2 separate regions of the Homo sapiens genome follow, and region 2 is linked to region 1. The links are chromatin loops, found by intact Hi-C in ENCODE. Cell type or tissue: heart left ventricle. All regions are shown on one strand. Each heading gives the region's core, and the rest is flanking DNA. Links, peaks and the distances in the headings are about the cores only. Region 1 overlaps LOC105372926 (a long non-coding RNA gene). Region 2 has its middle 130 kb from the start of LYPLAL1.

What was found. Hi-C counts contacts between places; a loop is a spot of excess contacts. Peaks named below come from ENCODE experiments on the same cell type or tissue, not always from the same donor. Only the 100,000 strongest peaks of a DNase experiment are listed, where the experiment ranks them.
Region 2: it touches region 1 in a loop (6-fold over the local background); 8 of 110 quality-filtered maps call a loop at or near these places.

What each region holds. Positions count from the first base shown.
Region 1 is chr1:219,795,982-219,812,033 of GRCh38, forward strand. It overlaps LOC105372926 (a long non-coding RNA gene), which reads right to left. Exons shown (of 6, transcript XR_001738473.2): 3 at 1,271-1,317. Among named protein-coding and RNA genes, the nearest start is that of SLC30A10, 120 kb to the right of the region's middle. In heart left ventricle, for the core only: CTCF peaks have their summits at 9,441 (motif pointing left) and 9,642; no DNase peak of the experiment used is centred there.
Region 2 is chr1:219,294,897-219,310,948 of GRCh38, forward strand. It overlaps a transcript of LYPLAL1 not described here. Among named protein-coding and RNA genes, the nearest start is that of LYPLAL1, 130 kb to the left of the region's middle. In heart left ventricle, for the core only: a CTCF peak has its summit at 9,556; no DNase peak of the experiment used is centred there; H3K4me3 peaks cover 460 bases; H3K27ac peaks cover 2,076 bases.

The DNA.
Region 1 (16,052 bases), core at 7,416-12,415:
AGGACTGTCCCAGGAAGTGACTGTCAGTCAAGGGTTCCGAAATCCCTCAAATAGCTACTTCTGCTGTCTTGGTTTTGTCCATCTCTCCTCTTTTTTTACATACCTGCCACCCTAAAAACTACGAGCTATGCCTAACGTAGCGCTAACCAGTTAAAGAACTGCTGGTAACTTTAGAAAAGAGTCCATTCCCCATCAGAATCAGAACAAAATCTTTTTTAAAAAAAATTATTTTTGGCCAGTCATTGTTGCTCACACCTGTAATCCTGGCACTTTGGGGGGCTGAGGTGGTCAGATCGCTTGAAGTCAGGAGTTCAAGACCAGCCTGACCAAAATGGTGAAACCCTGTCTCTACTAAAAAATCAGTTGGACATGGTGGCACATGTGTATAATCCCAGCTACTCAGGAGCCTGAGGCATAAGAATCACTTGAACTCAGGAGGCAGAAGGTGCAGTGAGCCAAGATTGTGCCACTACACACCAGCCTGGGTGACACAGCAAGACTCTGTCTCAAAAAATAATAATTATATATATATATATATATATTTAGGCCAGGGGCAGTGGCTTATGCCTGTAATTTTAACATTTTGGGAGGCAGAGGCTGGAGGATCACTTTACCTAGGAGTTTGAGACCAGCCTGGGCAACATAGTGAGATCTTGTCTCTACAAAAAAATTTTTAAATTAGTCAGGCGTGGTGGTGCATACCTATAGTCCCAGCTACTTAGGAGGCTGGGGCAAGAGAATCCTGCTGCTGCATTTTGTGCTACTGCACTCCAGCCTGGGCAACAGAGTGAGACCCTATCTCAAAAAAAAAAAAAAAAAAAAAAAAGAAATAAAAAGAAAAAGAAATACATATATATATTTTAAGATCCATTTTAGAGTTGCAACACAATTAGGAGGAAGGTACAGAAAGGTCCCATATAGCTCCTGCTCCCACACATGTATAGTCTCCTCCATTATCCACACCCCTGGACAGAATGGAATATTTGTTACAATTGATGAACCTACATAGACACATCATTGTCACTTGAGGTCCATAGTTTGCATTAGGGTTCATTCTGGGTGTTTTCTATTCTACAGGTTTGGACAAATGTATAATGACATGCATCCACCAATATAGTATGATTCAGAGAGTTTCCACTGAATAAAATCTATTTTTATTAAGTTGGCATACAATAAATGAATTAAGCATCATAACAGCACAGTGTAGTGGGGAAAGCTGAGACTCTGGAGTCAAGCAAGCCAGGATTCATGCTCTGCTTCTATTACTTACATTGTTGTGGTTAAGGCAGGTTACTCTCTGAGATTCTGTTTTCTCCTCTGTAACATTAGAATGATTATACTTACATGAGTCAATAAGAATAAAATGAGAAAAAATGAAATAACAAAAGTTAACACACTTGGTACAATGTCATAATAAATAGCAGCTAGCTACTCCCATCCTTGATGTATATCCAACCATAACTGCGATCCCATCATTAACAGGTTCTGACATTTTTGACTTGTCTTCATTATTTTCTTGTTTATAATAAGTGGCAAACAATGTCAATAGCCAGCTCAGTTACCCATAATAGTTGCAATATTTAAGCAACACCAAAATAATATGTCAAATTATAAAGACAAATATCTCACACAAAATGGGAGAAAGAATTACTGGAAAGAAATGAGAGGTAAATTCATAACTTCCACAGTGCATTATCTGAGAGAAGAAAGTTTTGCTGTGATTTAAATCTTAATAGGTAATTTAAATATAGATGTATAACATTATAAAAGTGCATTTCATTGAGTTATAGAATTTCAGCATTGTTAAGTCCAAATCGTTATCAGATACATGAATATCATTAAAAATGCTTTTTACTTTAATTTACTCATTAGAGCACTTTTTGAAAAGGCTATTTAGGAATCCCTGAGTAAGCAAAATGGTCACAACCCAAGAATAAGAGGTTAGAAGTGATAAAGGGAGGTTATCTTCAGAGAATCCTCTCCATTTATAGGTACTAAGCTCTGAATGGGTACATAACACTATAATAAACCTTCAAAAGAGATGCGTTGGAAGAAACATACAAATTTAAATCTAGTAGTTGCTCACTAATGGGCCAAGGCAATTGGAGAGAGATGCTGTAATAAGAGATAAAGTTCAATCAGCTCCTTTAGTCCAGAATTTTTCAAAGCGTAATCCACAGTCCAACTGTACCTAAATCCTCTAGGGACAGAGAGTGATGGTGGTAGACACTGAAAATGCAATGTCTTAAACTCCATCCTAGAACTCTGAACAGAATCTTTGAAGATGGTTGTGAAATTAGCATTTCTCAAAGTCATTTTTAATAAATTCTGAATGTGAAACCAGACTTGAAATGTGAAAGGAAGTGAAAAGACAAAGCTGGATACTCATCATTGAAAAAGAGGCAAAGTAGATAATGTGCTAATGGAAAGAAAGAGGAAAAGGAAAATTCAGTCATCTTCATGTGATGTGTCATAACGTATCATTAAGAAAGCACCCATATGACTCATTCCCAACTAAACTGCATCTGAGAGAGTCTCACTCAAAATATTACCCTACTCTTCTAAAATGATTCCCAAAGTTTAGCCAAATTTAAAATGGAAGGCTGGAGGCAGGGAATATTTATTTTCTCTAATATATTGCTTTCACACTCAATGTCATATTTCTCTTAAGACTTGAAGGTCTTTAGAGAAAGAAAAGCCTAGTGGAAAACCAATATTGTTTTGTATTAATGCATCTTTCTAGAAAACAAATTAACTCACATTCAGTCACATAAAGATAAATTCTTCAGGAAAGATTGTCAAGAAATAATAGTAGGCTGGGCATGGTGACTCATGCCTGTAATCCTAGCACTTTGGAAGGCCAAGGCGGGTGGATCACTTGAGGCCAGGAGTTCAAGACAAGCCTGGACAAATGGCAAAACCCTGTCTCTACTAAAAATACAAAAAAACAATTAGCCAGGCATGGTGGCTAACACCTCTAATCCCAGCCACTCAGGAGGCTGAGGCAGAAGAATTGCTTGAACCTGGAATGCGGAGGTTGCAATGAGCTGAGACCACACCACTGCACTCCAGCCTGGGCGATAGAGGGAGATCCTACAAAAAAAAAAAAAAGAAAGAAAAAAAAAAGAAAGAGAAAGAGAGGGAAAGAGAGAAAGGAGAGAGAGAGGGAGGGAGGGAGGAAGGAAGGAAGGGAGGGAGGAGGGAGGGAGGGAGGGAGGGAGAGAGGATAATTGTTTAATATAAAATAATTTTCTTAAATTTCCAGAAAAAAGAATGAGCACTCTCTTCCAGTTCCTTGAGAGACATGGAAACTATGATGTATTTTCTTACCAAAGGGTAAGTTCCTCCTACTCATTTTATCCTAACAAAGCTCCCAAGGAGCTAACTTGAAAATGTTGTCACAAGTTAAAGTATTTTTAATTCAGACCGCACATGAAATGGAGTTTGTAATTTCATCTTGGTCATTAGATCATGTAATCTTATACTTTTCAATTGCCTCTTTGCGTTTTTCTTATTCCTACACCTTCATCTAAAGCCTAAACCACAAGCTGTCTACCTAACTACGGCTGAGGAGATCATTGCCCTAAAATAATGAGATAAAATTTGAGATATAGAAAGTATGACAGAATTCTAAGAAATTGGAGGTATAATATCTGCCTGAGGTAATCAAGAAAAATTTCATGAAGAGGAAGAATCCTGATAAAAAGTATACATTTCATATGTAAACACATGGACACAGGGAGGGGAACAACACACACTGGGGCCTGCTAGGGCGGGGAGTGCGCAGGGTGGGAGAGCATCAGGGAAATAGCTAATGCATGCTGGGCTGAATACCTAGATGATGGGTTGATAGGTGCAGCAAACCACTATGACACACATTTACCTTCGTAAAAAACCTGCACATCCCGCACGTGTATACCCCGGAACTTAAAATAAAGTGTAGATTTCAATGAAAAGAGATGACCAAAAAAGGATACTACAAAAAGAGAGAACAGGAATAGAAACATGAAAGTCAAAACTGAAGAACATAATTAGAGAAAGGCATCTCTCTCCTTCCACTTTCCCTCTACATATTTTATCATTCCCCTGATCTTATCTATTTGACTCTTTCAATGCTTCTCCAAACTTTGCTTTACATTAGATTCTCTGTATTATTATTCTAATTAATACTTTCAATACCTATCTCCACCTAGACTATTGTGACCATCTTCATAATGGTCTCTTCTATTCATTTTTTCATCTTTGTATTAATCTGATGCTTCATTTTACAGCTTAAAAAACAGGATTGGATTTCTTGGTGCCCACTGAATAAAGTCATAAATCTTTACTCTAATATTGAATGTCCCATTATGTCATTCTAGGCTTTGGTTTTATAATTTCCCTTAATGCAGATACATGGAGGTCATGAAATAAGCAAAGAAATCAAGTAACAAAAAGACTGAGATCCAATTAAAAAGCCATGAATGCTTAAAGCATGGTTCATGAGGATTTTCCAGTGGTCTGAGTGCTCATGATATTGAAAAAGAATGAATACTACAAATCTCATGGAGCTCAATTTTTTGAATATATGCCCATATGCAAATAAAATGTCCAAGTGGAGGTAAACTAGATGTTATAAATAATTATTTTTAGAAAACAGGATCATGAATGTTTTTTCTTTACATTTGTCTGTGTTTTCTAAATGTTATATTATAAGCCATACTACTTTTCTAATTGAAAGCATGCTCTAAAAAACATGTTCGGGAAAAAAAAAAAAAGAAAGAAAGAAAAAAAAGCCATGAATGACCTTTGAGAGCCCAGTGTCAACAGAAGCATAGAATGAGCCACAAACAGAATGAAAAAACTGAGGCATAAAGAGAAGCTGAAGAGGGAAAGCAGCTAGTGTAGATAATTCCTTGGGGAAATCAGGCATTAAAAGGAATAGTAATGATCAGACAGCATTCCACAGGAGTCAGGGGTGGCCAGGACCAGCTCCTTGGTGGTGGTCATGATAGATGCTGGTAGCGGTGTCAGCTGTTTGTGGTAAGTGGCATCAGGATAGAGGAGACTAGGTCCCCAGATCCCCTATCCAAAATCACAACAAAAAAGAGAGGCATTCGTTCAAAACCAGGGAAAATGAGCCTTTACCAAGACAACAATCTGCATAAAAATCTTGAAAACATTTATAAGAACCACTGCTTTGGGTAGAAAGTTTACTTCAGCATATTTTGGGAAAGGAGGCGGCAATATTAATTAAATATACACTTATTTATTTATTTGTTTATCCCCCAACTTGTCACAGAAGGAATCTAAGACAGCAACAAAGCACTGTGTGCTGGATAAAAGCCACCACATCCTGGAATATGAGCTAAACTCCCTTGGCCACCAGTTCTATAAGACCCAAGCAAATAGATCGTAAACAAAGAACTCAAAGCACCAAGCTCTTAAACAGAAGGAAATAAAACTATAGAGGGCCATGATGAGAAGGGGCAGGTCCCCCAAGTGTACCTGAGCGCTGAACTGGCTCCCGCCACATCAAAAGCAATGGCACGGCCCCTAATTCCAATTGCTGAAACATTTTAACAGCTGGGAATTAAAATAAGCTGTCAGCCAGCTCAAAAAGATTTTTTAATTCAAAATAAATCAGGCTAACAACCTGCAGATGTTTGGAAAGAAAATGTTTGGGTGACTCATTTTCAAAACCCAATTCCCTAACTTTGTCATTTCAGGGTTGCTGAATGGCTGCTACCTGCCCTTAGCTTCTAATCATGAGACAAATTGTTATCTGGCATCCTCATACTTACCATTGGTCTATTATGTTGATGAGCAGTCATGGATTCTGTCTGGTAAACTAAACTAAATTTGGGGTTCAAGAGATGAGACTTGCTCAGATTGTTAACTGTGTGATAGCACCCCTGCTTCTCCAGGGATTCCCTCACTCTCTGATAGCAGGTGTAGATAATCAGTTCTGCCCAGCAGTTTTTGTACTTAAGTTTGCATTAACGTTTTTACCAAATTCTTAGAATAAATAGAGATAATCTCAGTTATGTACTCACTGAGAGAACAAAATAAACACAAAGGGAGAAAACTGGGGAAAAGGAGATTAAAGGAAGAATTAGTAATACAACAGATTGAAGATTTATAGCCAGGCTGGGCACAGCAGCTCATGCCAGTAATCCCAGTGCTTTGGGAGGGCGAGACGGGAGGATCACTTGAGGCCAGAAGTTGGAGACCAGCCTGGGAAACATAGTGAGACCCGGTCTCTACCTAAAATAAAGTTTAAAAATTAGCCAGGCATGGTGGTGTGCACCTGTAGTCCCAACTACATAGGAGGCTAAGGTGGGAGGATCGCTTGAGCCCAGGAGTTCAAGGCTGCAGTGAGTTATGATTGCCCTACTGCACTCCAGCCTGAGCGATAGAGCAAGTGAGACTCTGTCTCAAAAGAGAGAGAGAAAAAAAAAAGATTAATGGCCAAAGATAAATCAGCATCTCAGAGCCTAGACCAAGGACAACCGTTAGAGGTGCCATACATCAGTGGACCATGAATGGAAGAAGAAAGGGTAAGCTTCAGCTTCTCCACCTGAGAGCCATCCAAGTCAATGAGGACTTGCATTCTTTCAGCTGATGAATATGAAAGAGACAAAAATAATACGTGCAGTGTTAATCTGGTTCTAAAATCTGGGGAGCTGTTGGCCCATCAAAATGATGAGGCAGAGGTATCAGATTACTGCTGGTGCAACTTGAGCCTTCTCACCCATTCATAGCCAGTAGATGGTTTTGCCCCTCCTACAAGTTCTTCCCCACCTTTACCTCCCATTAGCCTCAAGTTGCTGATGCTGGGAAGCCAACAATGGCCTCCATTTCTGCTTCTTTTGTGCATCCATAGGCCTTTCATGTTCTCCCAATGAGGGTCTCAAACACACTGAATACAAAAGTAATCTGTCTACAAGTTTGTCTCCCCCTTTTATCCTTGAAAGCAAGAGCTGTGTCTTACCATCTTTGTATCCTCAGCACCCATCATAGGACCTAACACAGAGTAAGCTATCAGAAACTGTTGGCTGAATTATTCAGTTAAGTTCATTAAAGAGAAAAACATTGTTTTGAAAGGGAGCAAACTCAAAAGTCTCAAAAATGTTCTTCAGTCATGAAGTCATTCCCAAAATTTGGTGACCTTTCCTCAACCAAAATGACCCCAAGACCAGAAGCTGAAACAATAATACAGCACCTTTGACTAGAGGCTATTGGATCAAACTAAGAATGAAAAGAAAGGTTTCTCAGAAACAATACACTTGACACTTGAACACAAGGGGTTAGGTGCACCAACGCCCCATGCAGTCAAAAATGCACAAATAACTTTTGACTCCTCAAAAACGTAATTACTGATAGCCTGTCCTGCACAGTTAAGGACTGTCTCACCAGAGTCAACATCCTTGACAAATGAAAAGCAATTGATGACCAAGATTGCATTTCTTTCCAGCAAGGATCTATGGCTAAAAGGACATAAACTGAGTTTGAATCTCTCCTACATCACAAAAAAAGTGGACTTCCACTAACCATGATCATGTCGAACTAAATTGTCAAAATCCAGTACCTTCCTATTTGTCTCCATTAGTTACTAGTTTTACCTGAAAAAGTCATATTATCTACTCAGTCAATAAACATCACTTAAACTCCTACTAGGTGCCAGGCAGCATGCCAGATAGAGGGATAGATGAATAGACATGATCTCTGCTCTCACAGAGCTTAAGCTGGTTCTTCCTAACTTACACCCTTTATTGGTAAACTTGGGCTCCTGATAGAAAGGGTTCTAATTAAGAATAAATGAGATAACATATGTTATGTGTCAAACATAGTACCTAGTAAATAATATAGGCTCATTAAATGAAATATACTATTATTATGATTAATCAAATGAGATAATGTCTAAGTTCTATGAGTTGTACAATGCAGTATAGTTGTTACCATTTCTACCATAGAGAAGTTTCAGAACAATTGTTAAAGTCAATATTTTTTCATTAATTTAAAATGCTGAACTTTACGTACATCTACATTTCAAATGTGGTACATCTACATTTCAAACAGTGCGTGCACAGTTTAGACCCTAGAAAATGTTGGTAAGCAGCCTCATCTCTGAACACCCCCCAAAGCACCCTACACACTAGCTACATCAAACAGCTTGCAATTGCTAATACAACAAGCTCATTCACCCTTGGCTCCAGTGGAATCTGTGCAGACTTAGGTTTTTTGGCACCATATTACATTTCTCTGTCTCCCTACCCAGAAGTCAGGTCATTGAGGACATGAAACTTGTTCTACCTTTGCTTTCTATACCTGCTGCCTTTTGCTCAGTTCCTAGGGTGTAGTAATGGTTTGGTGCATTAATGTTCATTATTTTAAATATAATGATTAAATGAATGATCAAGAAGGAACAAACGGACTATATTACTTCTGTTCTAACTATCTTCTTATATGTAAAATAAATCATGTTAGAAGCATAGTTCCTTATGTTCTCTATTTATCCAGAATTCAATAAGCACTTAATAGCATGATTAACTATTGTGTGCACATCCAGGTGCGAGGCCCTATGAGTGATATAGAAATGACATAGACAGTGCACACATTGTACACAGGTTTTTAAACTTTGAAGGCTAACAACATGACAGATCTATTATTCAAAACTATCATCTTATAAGTTATGAAACTAAAGTTCATTTATAGAGTTTGACTTGATCAAAAAACAATGACAAACATATATTATCTACTTACCATGTGCTAAACACTTTACATGTATTATCTCCTTTAATTCTCAAAGACACACTATAAAGTACTATTATCATCTCCATTTTACAGATGAGGAAACTTTTTTATTAGGAAGATTAAGTAACTTGCCCAAAACAAGACCGTATCAAAGAAGGCTGCAGCACCCCCCTACCCAATTCTCATGCTCTCTCACTGTGCTGACTAAACAACTGAAATGGTCCAAAAGCAACATGTGAGCAGAATTCCAAGCAGGAACACTGCTAACCTGGTATCCATCAACACAATCAAGAGACCCATGGGCCACGACAGACGACTGTCTCCTGTAGCTCATCAGAGGCAGGTCAATTCAGGGTGCATAACAGCTTGTAACTTCTCATCTCTCTTGTGGTTTATTAAATGTGATTCTGGTTACTTTAATATAAGGAAAAATGAAGGTGCTCTTTCTCTCTCCCTGCCCTCACCTCTGTCTCTTGGATGCAACAATAGAGACAGAAAGATGGGTGGGGCTACAGGTTCGGAATCAGAGACAATCCCCCAAGCCACACATTTGCTCACTTCACCAGAGAAAGACATCTCAGTGTCCATTATAAGTAACTGACTTACCTCTCCCCTCAGTGCCCCTGCCCCCCAGGAGCAATCAAAATCACGTGTCAAGAAATTAGACTCCTCCACGAGCCACTTCTGCCACCTAGTGTGAAGAGACCTAGACAGAATAATTTGAGTTGATAGAAGAAACACGATTTAACCTCCAAATTGCAAAAACATTTCCAATAAATACCGTTTACTTTCCCCAGACCATTTTATAAGCCACTAAACAAACGAGCATCTGTAGGTTAAATGCAGTAAATTAAGGCCATAATTATGAACCAGCCAAAGACTTTTTGACAAAAGAAGGTACCATGAGCTTAAGTTACAAAATATGTCATGCTTACATTAAGATCAAAATCAGGCTGGATGTGGTTTCTCATGCCTGTAATCCCAGCGCTTTGGGAGGCCAAAGCAGGAGGATTTCTTAAGCCCAGGAGTTCAAGGCTGCAGTGAACTGAGACTGCACCACTATGCTCCAGCCTGGGCAACAGAGCAAGACCCTATCTCTAAAAAAAAAAATTATTAATTAATTAATAAAAATAAAATTTTAAAAGCCAGTTTGATCTGAGATCAAAATCATAGGTACAAACTACTATAACTTTTAAATCAGCAGGAACTGATACAATGAGATTTTATATCTGCTATGAAATTGTTCCTCTTAAGAAACCACACTTTAGAAAAACCATATTTGAGACATGATAGAATCTTTATTTACTTGTTTGTTTTTGTTATTTTCCTGGTTTAAGAAAGACAATGTATGATGAAGGGCAATGTTTCAAAAGCTTTCTTACAGTAAATAAAGTAAGTTTCACACAGTTGCCCCTACATGCCTCTCAGTGTTGGCTAGAGACATACTACAATGGTGAAAGTCAGTGAATACATCTATGCAAGAGGCAAAATACATCCCAACACACAGCTTTCTGGTGGCGGGGCCTTTACTCAAAGTGAAAGTGACTTATAGAGAGCCTGCCTCTATCTCTCAGAAAAGCCTCAATACAAACTATTTCTCACGACATGGAAAATGAGTAGATCGACGAAATATCAATCTGTTAACTTCTGGAAAGATTTTGGAGTGAAGACATTCTATGATTCCAATAAAATACCCATTTTCTTCAATGAACAACCAAAAAATGGGTAAGGCAACGCTCCTCTAATGGAAATTGAAGAGTCAGTAAAGCCTGTGCTGGTGTGGATGGCCCAAAACAAAGAAATAGAGTTAGTAGAGTCACTCTTAAATCCCAGTTGAGTTGGAAGAGTTAAATTCTGAGGGTTGAAATTTGCAGCACTTGCTACCAGCCCAGTACCCACCCCCGACCAAATGCACACAAGCACACACATACAGGCAGAATGTATTGCAATCTTCATTTCTTAAATTATCTAGGGCAGGAAATATAGACTTTGGGGGAGAATTGCTGGAAACCAGAGGAGAAGTCACATCAGACTCACAGCCTGGCAAACCACTGGTGACTAGTTTGGGGAAAAGGAGTATAAGAACGCCTCTTCAGGCCGAGCAAAGGGAATCCAGTTACATCATAGGAGGGGGAAACCACTTCAAAGCCTAGATATTGGCAGCCTGAATCCTACAAAGGATTGAAATGAAATACTACCTAATTCACCAAGCCTGGAGCTACAAGTCAAACAACTTAATTCCTCCACAGAGCCTTGGTTAATGATCAAGATCCCAGTCTCTCCCTGACCCACTCAGCATTTTGAGTGTAGTTGGTCTTTATGTACGTGTTTCATTTTTTGGAAAGCTACATGAGATGATGGAAAGGCATAAAGTAAAGAGGTATTTTTATGAGAGGGAAAAAAGGCTTTTTTTTTCAGTTCTGCCACCTGTGAAGTTCTTTTAGAGCACTAACCTATAGACGTTGAGCTGCTAGAAGGGAAAGAGGCAAGATGTATGGGTCTGCACCAGAAAAATAGAATGGGCTTTAGGAATTTGGTTCTCAGCCTAGATTCCTAATCTAAACTGGTTATCTCGGACAATAGTTCTTCAGAAAATATCCTCCAAAAACAGAGGCTCATATCTCGAAACTGGGATTGTGCCAGGTAATACCTAAACTCCAGTTTAGCATCTTGTCTTAAAAGAGTCTATCTGGGCCAGGTGCGGTGGCTCATGCCTATAATCCCAGCATTTTGGAAGCCCAAGGCGGGTGGATCACCTGAGGTCAGGAGTTCAAGACCAGCCTGGCCAGCATGGCAAAACCCTGGCTCTACTAAAAATACAAAAATTAGCCAGGCATTGTGTCACGCACCTGTAATCCCAGCTACTCAGGAGGCTGAAGCAGAAGAATCGCTTGAACCCAGGAGGCAGAAGTTGCATTGAGCTGAGATCACACCACTGCACCCTAGCCTGGGCAACGGGGCAAGGCTCTGTCTAAAAAGTAAAAAATAAATTTAAAAAAAGAGTCTAACAATATCAAGGAAAGATGAGCACAGAAACTTACAAATGTTGTGCCACTGTGGTGTGACATGTCAATAGTGGGGGAAGTCATGGGTGTGTGAGGACAGGGGGTAAGTGGAAACAGTAGAATTTCTATCCAGTTTTGCTGTGAGCCTCAAACTACTCTTAAAAATAAAGTCTTAATATTTTAATGTTAAGAAGAGAAAAAACATACAGAAGTCCTACTCTGTATCGATCTAACATTCTATCTACTTCTCCTCTGTCCTCCTTTCATGTCTTCTTATCACCTCTTTGTCATTCCCATCTCCAGCTTGGAACAACTCTCCTGTTTTTTGACAATTGTTACAAGCCTCGTTCCATGCCCATCATGTAAAAGAAAATTCTTCTGTGAATCACATAGATTTGTAAAGCCCTCCCCTAGAGTCCACCATGTTTGGAGCCACCTGTCATGCACATTCATTTCTTAATTGTTCATGTGTTTGTTCTATTTCCAAGAAGATGATTAGTTCTTTGAAAGTATTATGTTTAATTATGTTTCAGGATTCTTCCAGCACCTACTTAGCCAAACAACATTGTAGATGCTCAGTAAATAGCTGTTGACTGACTTTAAGTTCTAGATAAACTGTTAAATTTAGCTTGAATTGGACCTCATGCATCTGAGGTCCTGGGAGGTGGCCAGGGTGGGGTATGCATAAGGAAATGGTTATTCCGTCTAAAACAGGAATGAGTTTACCATGACTTTTTATCATTTACCATGGCCTAAGCTGGAGATTTTTCTTGTCTCATGCTCAAAAGACTACAAATTATCTCACATATTTGAAAAAAAAAAAAAAAGGACTTTCTACACCATTTTCATCTAAAAATTTAGAACCATCAGCCAAGCTCAGCTCAAATAGCATATGCATGAAAGCAACTGGCAGAATTAGGACAGATAGAAGAAATCAGTGCCCAAACCAAGAAAGAAGGCTTTTCAAGGCAAGGCTCTGTGTCCTAGGAAGCCTGGGAATCTCAGAAGACACTGCCACTTGCTATGGGACAAAGATCTCTGCTCTGCAGAGAATTAGCTCTGCAGAAAAACTAACACGATTTAGAAGCCAGACTTGAATCGAGTCAGATCGTGCTTTATGGAGCAGAGCTAGCTGAGGCACAATTTTTCCAACAGGCAAAGTTGGCCCCGAGTTCCCTTGCAACTCCCGTCTGCACCTATCCTTCTTCTTCTAATCAAGCACCCTCCAGGTAGGTCTCCCTGCAGACTGATGGATTCCAGGGCTCCCAACGGGCCCCGCCCAGTCCTGCTTTGCTTAATGATCACTCACATTCTCTAACTCTCATTCCAAATGCTCAGTTTGTGAAATATTCCACCCCCCCACCATTTATAAGCAATCTGATAAACTCTCTGAACTGTGAAACTTCTGAGCAAAAGGGTTACATAGAGATTATTTCATCTCAGTCCCTTAGACCAAACCAAGGCCACAGAGCTGGCGTGATTTGCTCTAGGACCCCACAGTGAAGTAGTAGCCAACTGGGACCACCCTGAAGCCTCATGATTGGCTAACCATTGCACCATTGCTCTTCCTGCCACACCATTCAGTAACAGTCAACAAATATTCACTGAGCATGAACTACATGCCAAACCCTCTGCTAAACTGAAAAATTGGGATCATCAAGACGTGAGACTAATTGAACCTCAATATTGTTCATCAAATCATTTATTCATTCAATAAGAATTAAGTGAATATATGCTGTGTTATAGATTCTGCTTAAACACTCATCCCAGAAATAGCTGAAATTAAATCATTGCAATGGCATTGTACTGTATCCACTTAACTAACCTTGAGCTAAGATTCCCAACACTCCCTCCTACAGTTGGTGCAGGTTAGGGTTAACCTCAAGAGAAGTTTGCCTGAGATTCAGAGGGCAAAAGTGAAGTAGCAGCCATTATGTTCTGAAGGTGGATGTAGGTACCAGTGGCTGTTGTAGCAAATCTGTGGGATCACCCTGTCAGTGTAAGCCTGCAGCCAAACCTGCAGCTGTACCAGCCGCCACCGCATTTCCTGCTTCAGGTTCTGCATATCAGGTTTGGAGGTGGTAGGGGATGGTCGTAGGTTCCAGATTGTCCTCTCAGTTGTGTTTGTTCTTTGTCTTCTGTGCTATTTCATGCCCAGCTTATTATTCCCCAGCTGCCAGCTCTGCAGAGGTACAGCAACTTCAGGTTCGCCATCAGACCAGACAAAAGGATAACAGTCTTCCTTAGACTTCTTCACCAGCTCCCACAGTTGCATGAGATCGAATAATAAACCCCCTATTCCATGTCACTCATACTGGATCTCTATTTCTGATTGAACGTTGATACAGAAAAATACCCTTTTAAATATTCTTTAATTTAGCCTTTCTGAAACATGAGTAATGCATGAACTCATTTAAAAAAAAAAAACCTTGTAATTTCCTAGTGTTTACTTAAATTATTATTATCATGACCTTACCTAAACAGGTACATATATTAATCAAAACATGTAACTATAAATGAAAATAAACTTTATAAATAAAATTCACATCAGTTACACTAATTTAATGTTCCTGATAATGTCATTGTGCTGAAATGAAGTCATGAATGAATCCGCAGTACAGGTTCTTTTGCTATCCCAAGCCTGTAGCACTGGGCACTATGTGGTGTCTGAATACTCCAGGTCCTTTTCTATGTTTGAATTACTGCAAAGCCTTCTCTCACACAGCTTTCTGGGATGTCATTTGGCTCACTTGGTGCAAACACATCACGCAGTTATCAACTGAAACTCTAGGCTCCCTAGTAAATATTAAAAAGTTAACTTTACCAGAGCCCAGGTCTTCTTGTTCAATCCCTCCCTCTCCCTCACATTGCTCTCTGGAGACCCCACCCTGTCCAGGCGTAGCTGGATTCCTCATCCTGGCAGCTAAGTCTATCTTTCCCAAGAGAACAAGGCATTCAGCCTCCTACGCACAAGAGTTGCTGGCCAAGAGAAAGCCGATTCGTTATTGGAGATGAGAGAGCAACACACCCAACCCTGCCATATGTTGGAAAATCCAATAAAAGAGTAAATAATATCTTTCCTGATTCTTTGTAATAATCAGAATAACCAATGGCCACCATCACTGTGTAACTTCCAGTTATCTGGAAATTGCAGCCTGCAAGAGCTAGCCCTGGTAAGCTCCACATTCACACTAAGAAGCCTGCGATAGGTGTGAAAACCTCAGCACATCTACTGGGTCCCCTTTCCTGCCTGGAAAGCCACAGGGCATCTAAAGGCATGTCAGCCATACAAGGCACTGTGAGGCTGCTCTGAAGTTGTATTTAACCTCCATGCACCTCTGCAATCATACTGTCCTAGCAGAGACATTTGCAAAGCCTCAGACACACAATACATTTGTGATAATGGCCATTTCCAAAGGCTGGCTTACTTGTTGCATTTCTATATGTGGAATGTGATTAAAACTTGTGCTTAAATCTCATTCTTTTCTTCCTTTGTTTCCCTTGGCTCAAATGATCATCAGCGAAGCAGTAAAGCAGTTTATGGGACTCCGCCACCTCCCAAGATAAAATTATAAATCAGAGCTAATTTGTTCAGATGCATTAATGGATGATTGACTCATAATGAGTTAGAATGTGGGAAGGGCAGCATCAGACCTTGGTGACACACCAAGCCACCCTGGTTGGTTCTATTCTCACGCCCAAGGGAGGACACTACAGGACTGGGGCTCCCAAAGCTGCGTTGTTAGATCCTCCAACCAAATAAGAATGATTGTTTCCCTGAAAAATCTGCTGCCATTCTTGGGATGTTCAGGCACCTCCTGTAAGGCTCATCCTCACTGTGGAAAGTTATTGAATGTGGTGAAGTCAATTACAAAAAAGAAGGATGATCACAGTCAATAACAGCTGACATGTCCCTCATGTGCCAGGCATTACCCTTGATCTTTAGCCAACTGTCTCCTATTTCGTATTCATTTTTCAAATAAACAGCTGGGGCTTAGGAAGGTGAGGCACCTTGCCTGCCCTCCTAGGTAGGTAAGTGAGGAAGCTGGCTCACTCTAACCCCAAAGCCCCACTCTTGACCACTAACTGCACCATTCTTCACTGAGCACAGTGAGTTTGCACAGTTCCACGCTTCTCTGGCATTTTTGAATCCTATGAGAACTTTAAATCCCTTTCACCTGCTCATTTCTAATTAAATGAAAAACAAGCCTCCTTGTGTATATATTTTTATATTTCTTTGGAAACATCTTTTTTACATTTACAGCCAAGAGTGGTCTGAGCCCCAGTATGTGCCAAATGAGATATGTCTTC
Region 2 (16,052 bases), core at 6,655-11,654, 500 kb before region 1:
GACCTTTCCAGAGTTTTCCAATTAAGGGAATTGTATCTCACCTCAATCTCTAGTCTGAACCTTGGGTGAGGCAGCTTCTTTCAGCCAATGGCAATTCCTGGAGGCACCAGGAGTTATGAGCAGTCAACACTCTTTCTTTGCTCCTGAGAAAATTGAGTGCCCTCTTTGGTCCTGAAAGCAGCTCTGGGCAGCACTCCACAGCATCCACTACAGACTTAGTGAGTTCACCCTGGCTCTCCCACTTACAGATTGCAGGTAAGTTTCTTAACTTGCCTATGCCCTTATCATCACTGCTACTAAAAACCTACATATGCTGCCTTCTGTTGTCATTTTAAAAATCTAATTATGACTCACATCACAATTGTTCACAACACACAACCATTGAGAACCATGGAGCTGGGTTATGAAGTCTCTAAGGGAAGAGATTGTATCATTTTCATCTTCATACCACCCACCTCCTCCCATACAAGGAAATTTTGTCATTGTAAATTTGTCTTGATTTGCTATTTTTTGGGTTTAGCTCTGAAGTCATGAATTAGTAAAGAGAGATATAAGACAAATTTTCGGGCTATTTTTATAAATTCAGTATTGAAAAGAGATTCCCATTTCCCAGCTTTGAGACCTTTTATTTTAAGCAATATTTGTTAGCAGAAAATGTCTGTTCTGAAAGAGGTGTGCCATGAGGTCATGTTGACTTATCTCCCTTAATTTCCCTAATGTCCCCTTCTCTTCAACTTCTCTTCACTGCTTTCTTTAAGAGTTTTCAGATTGCCAGAGCCTTTCTACTAGTTTATTTGCCATTGTTCTGTCCCCTACTCCAGCTACCCACCAAACTACAACTAACACCATCATTGTTGCTCATCACAAATCTGATCATATGGTTTTTAAATTTCTCTTTTGCTTACAGAATCAAATCCAAAATCCTCACTTTGGCATTCAGAAGGTCTTTGCAATGGGCCTTCTCAGCACCTTCCGCTAAATCCCCCAGCCTTCTGGCCCCTTCCACCTTCTCCAATGAATGCTAAGCTCCAGCCACATTGACCTACTCATTTCCTGCAATATATTATGTAGCCTTTCTTGTCTTTAAAATTGCTTTTTCTAAGTGTGCCTTTTCCCTCATTTCTCTCATTGGCACATAGTTGGTGTTAAATCAATATCTGATAAATAATAAATTAATGCATACATGGTGAAAATTTTCTAAATTTTAAAGTTCTCTGCCCATGGAGTAGAAGAACATAGCATCTGACATTTTGGCAATATATGGACACATAAATGAATCAATCATAAAGAAATAATAACTTCTGAAAATCCAGCCCATATAAACAGTTATTTCTAGATCCACCGAGCTTCTGCGTGCTGGGCCAGGAAGATGCCTTTGATGGCTAGGGGATATGTAGGTTTCTGGGTTATGTTCCAGCTGTCACTCTGTGCAGGGCCTCTGGGGTTCTGCACCTGAATAAACGGTTAAATCTTCAATCCTAATATGGCTGGGCATCCAGTTAGTCATGACTGAGACAAAGGGTAAGGAAGGTGAGTACCTCTGTGAACAGTGGTTAGTTTGTTTGGGCATTCAACCAAAAGGGTACTCAGGGTCTTTGAGACACCTGCAGAGGGAATTATCCATCAACCAGGCACATAAGTGGAGGGGACAAGCTCATGAAAGAAAAACATCACCCTGAAGACGGGTAGCTGGGAGGCAGGCGAGGGAAGCTAACAAAACACCCTTCTTTTATGAGTCACTTTTTTAAGGTCTTGCTTAAATTTTTTGTTTAAAAAAATTATGATTTAAAAGGTTCAAACAGCCTAGGGAAGTAAATCCATGCATACTTCCAACATTAGTTAATATTTACTAAGAAATCATAGGTTACAACAAATTAAACTTTTTGGCTCTCTTACTGAGCTTTTCTGGCCAACCATGTTAGGGACTGTTCCTACAGATAGTTTATAACTATTTTTTTACCCCTCTAAGCAACTAAAGTGCAACGAATCAGAAGAACTCTGGGTCCATGTGGTTCTTAAGCCAGGGTCTTTGGAAAATGGATTTGAGGTTGAGGAATGGATCAATGTGAACAGGCAGACACTAGACGTGCCCGCTAATAACTGGGAAAAGTGAGTTAGATTTCTCCTTGTTTGAGGTGGAATTCCTTCATATAAACCTGGGCACCCTCAGAGAGAAATTCTTTATAGTCCAAACTGATGTTTATTTTGGACTCTGTTTCTCTTTCAGCTTTCAGTTGCGACCTTAGGAATGAGCTCACAATTGGAAGCAAATCTGTCTTCTGTTTCTACTGTTAAAGAATTACCTACCCACTGACAAAAACACATAGGATTAACAATGGCTTTGTCCCAGATAGATGCTTTTTGGAATTGTACAAACTGTATTTATGATGCTTGTACATTTTGGTCCAACTTTTAAATATTTCAATAAGACTGATTGAATTCTTAGTAAATAGAATACTTCCTCTGTTCAGTTTTGCTCTGTTGAATGCTGGAAGTTTGGTGAGTCTGACCCACTACACGTATCTCAGATGATTTAAAAACAAAGGCAGGCCATTTGGTTTTGATGCTGTGTCTGTTTTGGGCAGTGTCTCAGATTGAAATCCTGTGAATAAAAAGTGGTTCTGAAAAGTTATTCTTAGCCACTTAGGTATAGGCTCTTAGTCTTGAGAAATGGGTAAGGCTTCTGAATGTCTGATTTAGTCATACAAATCATCATTTGGCATATCTCTTTTGTGGATTTTTATTGGTATTGATTCAAAAACATTTTCAAAATTACTAAAGAGAGTACTAGTGCATTTGTACTTCATTGGTTGGATCCTTGAACAGACTGCAAGTTATTTACATTGGAGTTGACATTTCCCAGATTCTCTGGAAGCGATAAAGAGGGTAGAAGGAACTAACATGTATTTATTCATTTGTTTTACCAACAAACTTTTAGTTGGTAAAACACTAACACAACAAACCTTTAGTCATTCAAACACTGAGCTGCATGTTTTACACAGAACAACTACCTTACTCCCCTTAACAATTCTATAAAACCCATTTTATAGATAGAGACTCAGAGAGGTTAAGTAACTTGTAAATGAAGGAACTAGTAATTGGAGAACTTGAAATTTAAATTTAGATCTACTGGCCTGAATGGGTGGCTCATGCCTGTAATCCCAGCATTTTGGGAGGCTAAGTGGGGTGGATTCCTTGAGCCCAAGAGTTTGAGACCAGCGTGGGTAACATGGCGAAACCTCATCTCTACTAAAAACATAAAAATTTGTCAGGCATGGTGGTGTGCACCTGTAGTCCCAGCTACTTGAGAGGCTGAGGTGGGAGAATCACCTGAACCTGGGAGGTCAAGGCTGCAGTGAGCCGAGATACAGCCACTACACTCCAGCCTCGGTGCTGGAGTAAGACCCTGTCTCAAAAATAAAATAAAATAAAATACATTTAGGTCTTTCATTTTAAAAGCCAAGGCTTCTTCATTAAGCATGGAACCTCACAAATGTGTTATGCATATGAAAACACGACCACTAAAGGAGGCGCTGAGGCTCTGATTTGAGCATAGCCAATCCCTCTAGCCACTAAGGGAATGAGAATATATGAAAACCACCTTCTTCCTCTTAGGGCAGTTACTGAACCTCTCTCTCCCCCATATTTCCTAGTTCTGTCTTTTTCCCACCACCCAAGATGTCTCATGAACTCCCACAACAGGCAAATTAGGGAACATCATTTTGAGAGTTCTCGCCAGGCAGGCCTCTGACACATCTCCTGGCTTTGAATATCCTCAAAACATTTCAAAAGAGAGGATTTTTAAAAGGAGGTTTAAAAAGAAGCAGACCTGGAGTTGCACAGAGGCAGTGAAGACATCCTTGAGGTCATTCTTTCTTTTTTCTACACTGATGTATTCTCTCCAGAGTGATAATAATCTTTTTTGAAATGCAGGTCTAAGACGGAAGGAATTTTTATCTGGAAGAGTAATATAAATTAGCTTTGACTGCCAGTTTCCACTGATTATTACTTTCCAGGCGGAATTCCTACAAATTCTTGAGGCATGACCTCCAATGAAAAAATAAAACCCCTTTAAAAACTCGTTGAGAAATTCCAGATAACTTTCACAAGAGACTTAATTTTAGAGCATTAACACAATCTTGGTTGGAAAGATAAAACTACAATGCAGTTATTTGGTAAAAGTCATTACTTCACAATGAAGTCATTGGAGATTATTTTACTGTGCTTATCTGCCCTCCCCCAGCTTTTTTTTTTTTTTTTTGTCTTTTAAACTTGGTTCCTTACCCCCAAAACTAATTTTATTATGCATTACTCAGTGCACTCTAGATTCACCCTTATAAAAGGATAAAGTGTTTCCACAGATAACCAATTGGAAGCAGCCAATGTGGGACTCAACCTACCAGGGCGAGCAAACACTGTTACCGGTTATTACATAGTAGTAATATGTACTATGTATTATCACATACATTTGGTTTTGGAAACCACGGGAAAGTTTAAAAAAAGAAGGTATCATATGAAATAACAGACTCAAAGAGATATCTGTGTTTTTTTGGAAGAGGTTTAGGTGTGGAGGAAGTGAGAGCATGAATACTGGTGTTTACCGAGAGCCTAATAGGTAACGGGGTGGTGTTGAGTCATCCCCATTGGACAGATGGGGAAAGTTCAAATCAGAAAGGTGAAGTGATTTGTCCAAGGACTTGCAACTTTTAAATAGTGGAGCGGCAGCAACTCGAGTCCAGGAATGTCTGACTGTAAAGTTGGTTCTCTTCCCACTGTAGAGTGTTGCCCTTTCATGAGCTGGCCTAAGTTTAGATGGGAAAACATGAAGACTGGAGCCACATGTGCAAAATATATCAATGGTTCAGAATGGCCTGAAGGGAAAATGTTATCACTACCTACCACTTGCCCTAAAATTTTCACTTACTTGAAGCTGACTAGTTTTTTCTTGAAGCTGATTTTTTTGGTTGTACATATATATGCACACACACATAGGTATGTATGAAGTGTTTCCTCAGATAACCAGTCGGAAGCAGCCAATGTGGGACTCAACCTACCAGGGTGAGCAAACACTGTTATAGGCTTGCTGAAATATATATATTTGAGACAGAGTCTCGCTCTGTCACCCAGGTTGGAGTGCAGTGGTACAATCACAGCTAACTGCACCCATAGTCTCCTGGGCTCAGGCTATCTTCCCATCCCACCTCAGCCTCTTGAGTAGCAGGGTCTACAGGCAAGTGCCACTATGCCCACCTAATATGTTTAGTTTTTGCAGGGACAAGGTATATCTATGTTCCCCAGGCTGGTCTCAAACTCCTTGGCTCAAGGGATCCTCCCACCTCGGCCTCCCAAAGTGATGGGATACAGGTGTGAGCCACTGTGCCTGGCCTATATTCAGTATTTGTATACAAATACAATCATAAGGAAAAGTATGGTTAAATTATTATCTTTTGGGGCATTTACATGAAGAAGCATGATTGTCTTGTGAAAATAATGGTTATTTTTAAATAGAATTTATCTTTCCTGTCAATTTTTAAAAATTTTTACTTATGGCCCATGAACAGGTGGAAAAGAGATTTATAAAAGAGGGAAAAAAGGGGGGACGCTTTGTGAACCTATGAGATTCTTTATCCTAACTTTTTTTTTTTTTTTTTTTTTTGAGATGGAGTCTCGCTCTGTCGCCCAGGCTGGAGTGCAGTGGCGCATTCTGGGCTCACTGCAAGCTCTGCCTCCTGGGTTCACGCCATTCTCCTGCCTCAGCCTCCTGAGTAGCTGGGACTACAGGCACCTGCCACCATGCCTGGCTAATTTTTTTGTATTTTTAGTAGAGACGGGGTTTCACTGTGTTAGCCAAGATGGTCTCAATCTCCTGACCTCGGGATCCGCCTGTCTCGGCCTCCCTAAGTGCTGGGATTACAGGAGTGAGCCACCGTGCCCGGCCTATCCTAACATTTCCTAATGTCCTGAGAGTTCAGAATTAGCCAGTGATGGAAATTATCTTTTAGATATTTCAAAGTTTGCTTCCTCTTTTCAAGAATATTTATATTTTCAGTAGTGGTGGCATGCACCTGCAGTCCCAGCTACTCAGGAGGCCTAGATGACAGGATCACTTAAGCCCAGGAATTCGAGACCAGCCTGGACAACATAGCAAGACTCCACCTCTAAAAAAAAAAAAGAATATTCATATTTTACTGGTTGGCATACATGAAATCAAAATGGGTTGTCTTTTCAATAACGATTCAACATTATTTATTCTTCAGCAGTAAAATTCCACAGCATGAATTACATTACATAAATCTACTCATTAAGCTTATTGGTTGAGCATCCTATTTATTCAAGGCAAAAGAGATACAAAATAAATAAACACATACTTTTCCCCAAGGTATTCACAGTAATCTAAGAAAACAGGTACAAAAAGACGTAATTATGGTACAGAATGGTGAAGCTCATGTCTGACATATAAACATGTGAGGGAGCATAATTGGGCTTTCCAAATTTCAAGCTATCTAGAAATAAGAACTATATAGAAGAAAAATTGTACTAGAATAAAAGGAATTTGTGATTATAGAGCATGGGAAAAATGTAAGTTTATTTGCAATTCTATTTAGACCATGCTTTTATTGTAAAATATTTTTCAATAAACCACAAAAAAATCCAAAGTAATTTTATTTGCATTATACCTCTTAATCTTGTAGTGTTTCTGAGACATGGAAAAAGACAAGTGCTTTTATTTCTAATTTATAAATAAATGTGTATCTTAACTTCAGTTACTCAATTGCCCCCCAGAAAATATAACATAACCCTATTCAATAAGATTCTTTAAAAATTTTACAACTCTGAAAAGCTCTTCTATACTCTCCTATTTTTAACTAACAGTTATTTTTAAATGTACATTTTAATTCTTTTTCTCATTTTTGATACCTGATATATTTTAAATGCCTCTCTTTTTTATCACTTGCAAAAAGTGGCCAGTAACTAATTCTCCCTTCTCAAATTCCTTTTTGATTTTACAATAGTTCATATTTGTTTTGAATTTTTTAAAAAATACATGATACAGATAAGCAAAAACAAAGAAAAGACAGAATGAAAAAGAGAGAGAGAGAGAGAACTGGGGGTAGGGGCTCTAATTAGAAAAAGGAACTTCTGGAACAAGCAAAAAGGGGTGTGCATAGCAAGGCAGCATTGCCAGCAGTGTTAAGGGTGCACATGCTTCCTGACTTTCTCCCTGTGATGATCCTATTATTCTACAATTCTTAAATGTAGGTCCATCTATTATACTTATTTCTTTCTACTTCATTTGTACTTACCTCAGCTCAGAGGTGCTTCAATAACTGTTAACTGATCTTGCTTCTATCTCTCTCCATCCATTCAGATTACATTGCCTAAATTAGTATTTTCCAAGAGTCACTCTTCTGGGCAAGTATTTTCATTACCTTCACTGGTCTTATAGTATAGAATACCACTCCAGGCCCTGAGCATATTCTAACAGTAAGTTAATTTCAGCCTTATTTTTCACTATTCCCCTCTCCACCCCTGCTTTCCACAGCCCAGAAGCTCCTTATGTTGGTGAGGTGTAGGAGGAGCACGGTCCTCAGAATGAAACTGATCTGGGTGCAAATCCTGGCTTCATCACTACAGAGAGGTTGTGAATCTAGGCAAGTTTCCATATCTCTCTGAGTCTCAATTTTTTTTCATTTATGGAATAAACATAATATTTTTCACCTTGCAGGAACGTGTGGAGGACACATGAGAAAGGTATCCAAACATACATTGCCTAGTGTGGGGCACACCTTAGGTTCTCATTAAGAGTTAGTTTCTTTTCTCTCCAGTCAGATTGTCCCTTTCCCTTTTTCACCTCCAATCTTTGTCTGGGATGCCCACTTTTTCACATCCTTCTATTCTTGATGTTTTTCTCCTCTTTGAAGATCTTCTAGGTCATTCCAGCTCACAGGAATTCCTCTGCTTCCTCTAAATGCCTAATGCATTACATGCATTAGCCATTCACCACTCGTTGGTGGGATCTTTGAGATCTTTCTTGATATGCTGTCATGTTTTATTATTATTCTCCTGTATACAGTCCTCCCTGCATTCCTGCTTTGTTTCACAAAATAGACTATGAGCTCACCAAAAATAGGTCTATTCACTCTGTATTCTCAGTACCTCACACATTTCCAGAAGTATAGAAAATGCTCCACTATCTCTTTATTGAATTGATTTTTATATTTTATTATCTTCCCTAGGTCTTCCCTTGAATCTTAAATCATGAAATATTAATAATTAATCAATCAATTCATTTATTTATTTGTGCGTTTGTTTTCAACAACAATGTATTGGATGTTTACAATGTTCCAGGCACTGATCTAGTTACTCAAGACATAGCTATAAACTAAATAGACAAGTTTTTTGCTTTCATGGATTATCTTATAGTCTAGTGGGTAATAAAAACAATACAAATGTAGATTAATAAATAATTTAAGAGTCATGACTACTCTGAGGGAAATAAAACCAGGTGACAGGAGAGCTAGTGACAGATAAGCAGGGTTGTGCCTGGGGCTTGGGAATCCCCAAGACATTTTGGCCATGGAGCAGATGATCTGCAGCAGGCAATTGGTTGTTTCTTGTCACCCAGTGTTACTGGTGGTTGGAGCTCATCTACTATGTGCAGATCATAGAACATGTGAGCTGTGAGAGAACTCAACAGTGATGAAGTCTAGCAATTCTCAAATACTATTTTATTGCCATATATTTATTCAAGTGAAATCTCATAGGGAAGCCCATAACTCCTGGATGTTTTCATAATTCCGCTGAAAACCTTTGGTCTGGCTTATGTTCTTTACTTTTACAAATGAGGAAACAAATACAAATGGCACATGGAGATGAATGGTCAAAAATTAGATGGCAGACAGGTGTGAATGACATCATAGGTATCTTATGATACCTGATTGGCTCGGGTGGCTACTATGTTTTTCTGTTTGAAGAAACAGTTCCCTTCAAAACAAGTTTCCAACCTAGGGATATGATTTATTGCTCCATTGCAATTTTTAACAGTATTACCCAATTATTTACATAACTTATTCCCTAACTAGTTCTAAATAGTTTTTAGTTGTTGCTTAAGACCAAAACAATTATCTAATAAATATTTACAATGATTTACAAACATAAAGATTGAAGATGTATGTCCCCTTTAGGCTCAGCTGTAAATTACCTTCTCTCTCTCTGATCCCTATAATCCTTTATACCTCCCATATGATATTTGCCAGATTTTACCTTGTAAAATTGCTGTCACAACCTTTTCTGACCCTATACATAAAACTGCAAAAGGTCTGAGACCAGGAAATCATATCTTAATATATTTGTGGTACCCACTAAAAACAGTGCCATGCATTTATAGTAGATGCTAAATAACAAATATTAAATAATTATCCAAGATGCTCAGTTTAATTCAAGCAGACAGAGTCACTGAAAAATTATTTTGAGCATTGATAACATCACTGGCATATGTGGGTAGCCTGCCAGGTGGCAGTCTTGCCAAGGAAAGCATTCATTTGAATGTGTAAGATCTGGTATGTCATCAAAAGCCATTCGTATGATTTCATCGTCATGGCATCTATTTAGTGAGTGACTCTTAGATTACTTAGAGCAGGATGCTAGGTGCTTTGGGTGGGATTCAGAAGAGGCATAAAATATAATCCATTCCTTTAACAAATTAGCAGTGAAGACTGGGAAACAAGAGTCCAAAAATATAAAGTCGTGTATAATTAAGTTCTAAATTGTGTAGTGAAAGTAAGTGAGGCAGAAGTCCAAGGAGTGATCACTAAATGGTGGCTGTGGAGGGTAGGAAAGGCACCAGACCCTAGATTGCCATGAAAACACATATTGAGATGCCAAGTCGTCTACACAGATCTCTGAGGGAATTAAAGGCTAGTCTACACAAGGTCATAGCACAATAAACGAGTCGCAGGAATGAAGAACAAAATTGGCTTTCATTTTTCCTATCGGCAAAGAGGCTTGGCTTGACACAGTACTGCAGGTTTCAAAAATTCCAGTGTCAGATATTGTTCCTAAAGGAGAAACATTCTGAGAACTTGTGAGAATGCAAATTTGTCCTTGCACAGGAGGACGTCAGCCAAAGAGTTCCCAGACATTACTCACTGGTTCGGCATATCCCTCAACCTACTAGGCTAAGTTGTGCCATGTCACTGAGGGGACCACAGTCTGTTCTTACATGGACTGTGGCTCAAGAAATTAGGAATGGGAAGGACCAGAATTTACAGTGTGGAGATGAAAGGTACAAGCCTTATAAGGAGAGATCACAAAAGAAAAATGTTAGACTATCTGGAATGCCAGGTGATGAGATATGACATGTAACATGGGTAGTTAACCCATCAGGAGCTCTAGACACAAATATACTCCCTTTCTTTCAGGGTGTAGAGTACTCTGTAATTGGTGTAGGAAGCATATAAGGTGCTGTTTTCATAAGTCTTTAGCCTGGATGGAAAGTTATGCAGAAGTTAGAAAAGAGACATACTGAAGAAAAAAACAGCCGAAGATGCCTCCCCCTCAAGACTATTCATTTATCTATAAAGGATGTTTTGGGGTCACAAAATTGGATGATACTTCCAAGGACTCCATAAAATTATTGTGAAGCCTATAATGGCTGATGTAAAACACTGAAATAACAGTGCATGTCTTAAACTGATGCACGCAACTTGATTGAACAGGATAATGGCACAATGGCAGAAAGTGATATTCAGGGCATTGGGTATCTGTTGAAAACCCTATCGTTTACAAACAGAAATTTGTTGACCACTTACTCTGTGTTGGGTGCTGTACCAGGTGCTGTGAGAATATGAAAGAAATACAAGGCTGATTCCTCTGCTGAGAGAAATCTAAAATTGGAGGGGAAATGAGGATCCATATATGTCCTTGGCAAAACAACCTCTTTCTTCCAACACCACCAGCTTCATCATCACTATCAACTCTGAACTACAATACTTCCATTTTGTTTATGCGGTATTTTATGATTTAACCCAGGAATGTTGACAGTATTCTCCCATTTCCAGATTAAAGATATTTCATTTGTCCAGGTTATCTCAGGTTACATGAAAAGTAATCTTATCTTTGACACTCTGAAAGTCTCAGCTACTACTAGCGTTTTCTAACAGACAATGAACTCCATACATGTAATTTAGTTCACATCAATCATACAGAACATATAAATATATACATATGAATGGTATCTTCTTGAGTGTAGACTTTGAGAGGCCAAGTCCAAAATACTTTTGGAAAATCTCTTTGGAAATTGTCTTCAACAAATGCATTGCATTCTCTGGTTTCCTAATGCTGTCAGATATGTAACTTGTAAACAATAAATTTTATAAGTAACCAAAGGTTATTGGGAGCTCTGATGGTTAATTTTGTGTCAATATGACTGAGCCACAGGGAGCCCAGGTATTTGGTTTATGATTATTCTAGTGTGTCTGTGAGTGAGTTTCTGGATGAGATTAACATTTGAATCAGTAGAATGAGTAAAGCACACTGCCATCCCTAATTTGGGTGGGTGTCATCCAATTAGTTGAAGACCTTAATAGAACATAAAGTCTAGTAAGAAAGAATTCCTTCTGCATATCAACATGGGACATAAGTTTTTTATATTTTTTTCCTTTGGACTTGAAGGAAAGCACTGGCTCTTCCTGGGTCTCCAGCCTATTAGACTTGGACTGGAGTTACACCATCACCTCTCCTAGGTCTTCAGCTTGCTTATGTAGATATTGGGGCTTGTCATCCTCCATAATTATGTGAGCCAAATCCTTAAGATATATAGGTAGGTAGGTAGACAGACAGATGCATAGATAGATAGATAGATAGATAGATAGATAGATAGATAGATAGATACATAGACAGATGCATAGATAGATATAGATAGATAGATAGATAGATAGATAGATAGATAGATAGACAGACAGACAGACAGACAGATAGATAGAGATAGAAAGTAAATCTCCTATTGGTCCTGTTTCTCCGGAAAACCCTTATTGATGCAGAGGCCAAACTCAATGAATACATTAGTTGATAAGCTGGTAATACAATTTTTGGCCACATGTATTCCAAATGATATATATACACATACATATATATATATATATATGTATATATATATATATAATCATCTCATCCCTTATTTTTCTTATAGGATCATAAACTGACTTTGAAAGTAACTTTAAAATGGGAATTCCAAATAGCTCTTGAGCAATGGAAGTATGTGGCAGAGAAAACTAGCTGGTCACAAATTCATTTCTTCTTTCTACTTAGAATGCAGCTTGACTGCGTTTCCCGACTGTCTTGCTTGTGACTGAGTCTTCACATATACCCCTTTTAGGTGTGGCTTATAACGATCTCCCACACAAGATTTCACACTCTTTTCTGTTCAGTGGTGACATTAGCCATGAATTGAAGATGGTGGAATGTGAGATGGTTTCTTCCAAACCCAAGTCCCTGCATCAACTAGAAGAGAGCTGATTAGGAATACTCATTTTGGATTTTATAGGACCAAAAAATAAATTTGCATTTTGTTAAGCCACTGAGATATGGGTAGTGTGGCTATTTTGTAACCTTAGTTGTTGATGGCTGAAATTGCCTAATTAATAAGCAGCATCATTAGAATTAGAGCAAAGTTGAGAACATTAGAGGACAAGATACATGTCAATAACATCTGATTTCATTGTTAATATTTGATATGGTTTGGCTCTGTGTCCCCACCCAAATCTCATCCTGAATTGTACTCCTATAATCCCCAAGTGTTGTGGGAGGGACACAATGGGAGATAGTTTGAATCATGGAGGCAGTTTTCCCCATACTCTTCTCATGGTAGTGAACAAGTCTCATGAGATCTGATGGTTTTATCAGCGGTTTCTGCTTTTGCTTCCTCCTTATTTTTTCTTGCCGCCGCCATGTAAGAAGTGCCTTTCACCTCCCACAATGATTCTGAGGCTCCCCAGCCATATGGAACTGTAAGTCCAATTAAACCTTTTTTCTTCCCAGTCTTGGGTATGTCTTTATCAGCAGCATGAAATCAGACAGGAAAATGTGAGAAAGTTTGGAACTTCCTAGAGACTTGTTGAATGGCTTTGACAAAAATACTGATAATGATATGGACAATGAAATCCAGGCTGAGGTGGTCTCAGATGGATATGAGGAACTTGTTGTGAACTGGAGCAAAGGTGATTCTTGTTATGTTTAATGAAGAGACTGGTGGCATTTGGCCCCTGCCCTAGAGATTTATGGAACTTTGAACTTGAGAGAGATGATTTAGGGTATCTAGTGGAAGAAATTTCTAAGCAGCAAAGCATTCAAGAGGTGACTTGGGTGCTGTTAAAGGCATTCAGTTTTAAAAGGGAAGCATAATATAAAAGTTTGGAAAATTTGCAGCCTGACAATGTGATAGAAAAGAAAATCCCATTTTATGAGAAGAAATTCAAGCTGGCTCCAGATATTTGCATAAGTAATGAGGAGCTGAATTTTAATCCCCAAGATAATGGGAAAAATGTCTCAGAGCATGTCAGAGACCTTTGCAACAGCCTCTCCCATCACAGACCCAGAGGTCTAGGAGGAAATAATGGTCTTGTTGGCAGGGCCGAGGGCCCCCATGCTGTGTGCAGTCTAGGGACTTGGTGCCCTGTGTCTCAGCTGCTCCAGCCATGGCTGGAAGGCGCCAACGTAGAGCTCGGTTTGAGGCTTCAGAGGGTGCAAGCCTCAAGCCATGGCAGCTTCCACATGATTTTGAGCCTGCAGGTGAACAGAAGTCAAGAATTGGGTTTTGGGAACCTTTGCCTAGATTTCAGAAGATGTATGGAAACACCTGGATGCCCAGGCAGAAGTTTGCTGCAGGAGTAGGGCTCTCACAGAGAACCTCTGCTAGAGCAGTACAGAAGGGAAATGAGGGGTTGGAGCCCCCACACAGAGTCCCTGCTGGGGCACTGCCTAGTAGAGCTGTGAGAAGAGAGCCAGCGTTCTCCAGACCCCAGAATGGTTGGTCTACCTGCAGCTTGCACTGCACACCTGGGAAAGCTGCAGATACTCAACATCAGCCTGTGAAACCAGCCAGGAGGGAGGCTACACGCTGCAAAGCCACAGGGGCGGAATTGCCCAAGACCATGGGAACCCACCTCTTGCATCAGCTGACCTGGATGTGAGACCTGGAGTCAAGGGCGATCATTTTGGAGCTTTCAAATTTGACTGCCCCACTGGATTTGAGACTTGCATGAGCCTTGCATGAGACTTTCATGAGCCCTTTGTTTTGCAAAACCCCTTTGTTATGGCCAGTTTCTCCCATCTGGAATGGCTGTATTTACCCAATACCTGTGTACCCCCATTGTATCTAGGAAGTAACTAGCTTGCTTTCCATTTTACAGGCTAGTAGGCAGAAGGGATTTGCCTTGTCTCTGATGAGACTTTGGACTGTGGACTTTTGGGTCAATGCTGAAATGAGTTAAGACTTTGGGGGACTGTTGGGAAGGCATAATTGGTTTTGAAATGTGAGGACATGAGATTTGGTGGGGCTGGGGCTGAATGATATGCTTTGTCTCTGTGTCCCCACCCATATCTCATCTTGAACTGTACTCCCATAATTCCCATGTGTTGTGGGAGGAACCCGGGGGAGAAAATTTGAATCATGGAGGAGGTGTCCCCCATACTCTTCTCGTGGTTGTGAATAAATCTCATGAGATCTGATGATTTCATCAGGGGTTTCTGCTTTTGCATCTTCCTCATTTTCTGTCGCCTTCACCATGTAAGAAATGCCTTTTGCCTTCTGCCATGATTCTGAGGCCTCCCCAGCCATGTGGAACTGTAAGTTCAATTAAACCTCTTTTTCTTCCCAGTCTCAGGTATGTCTTTATCAGCAGCATGAAAATGGACTAATACAATATTCATCTCAAGACACAGGACTTATATCTTAGCTTGTTAGAACCCAGTTACTACCATGTGTTGTCATGTCAGTGACTAGAAGTCACAGAAACCAAAATGGTAAGTGAGTTGGAATCCCAGTCTTAGTTTTGATCTACTTAAGTTGCCCTCATTGACACTGAACTGGTTACATTTCTTATTTAATGAAGATAAAATTTAGCATTTAAAAGGTAGTGATAGTGTGCTCTCTGGGAAATAATATTATTAGGGGTTGGAAGATCTGAGACTGAGCCTCAGCTTTGCTATTTACTGATGGAGTGAACACTCCAAGTCTGTTACCTCATCTATAAACCAAAGTGAGATTATAACACTCCTCCCTGTGTTGTTGAGAAGATCAAAGTGACACACACTGAAAGGGAGGGAATGTTTTTGACTGTTTTCAAGGTACAAAAACATTGTACCTATTTATGGGGGTGATGAATAATAAATCCAATAGTTTTTACTCCCTCATTTTCTCACATGCAGTCAGCCCTGCCTGCTCCCTATCTGAGGTCCCCATGGCTTTCCAAGAACCTGGGAACCTTAACTCACAAGAGCCCAGATTGGAATTTGTGGGTTTGAATAGCTGATTTGAGTTGGAAGACATGCCATAAGCAAGCACTCAAGTGTCCTGAAAGCAGGAACAAACAGATCAAAAGATCAAGGCCTGTGAGTAAAATAAACAAAATGGGAACGCTTTGAGGATGGTTGGAGCCTGCCCTTATCTCACTTTGTCTAAGCTTGGACTTCAAAGCACATTTTGTGACTCAGATCAACTAAAAGCAAAGGCCATGCTATGAATTATAGAGTAGGGGGGAAATGAAATAATGGCAGTCTTGAGAAAAAAGTGAAGTGAAATAAAATTTGTCTTCATGATTTTCATTTTTTCATGAGTGTATATCCCTTACCCCTATGGGAAAAACGAACAATACATGTAGGAAACTGGTTAAGAAAATGGATTTTGCTGCCAGAAAATCCTGAATTAGCATCTCAGTTCAACTACATGTTCTCTATCTTCTCTTGGAAAATTTAACTCTTAGTAGCCTCCAATTCCTTGGTAAAGTGAAAATAGTTCCACTGTCTAAGGATTGCTGAGAAGTAAGAAAAGTGTT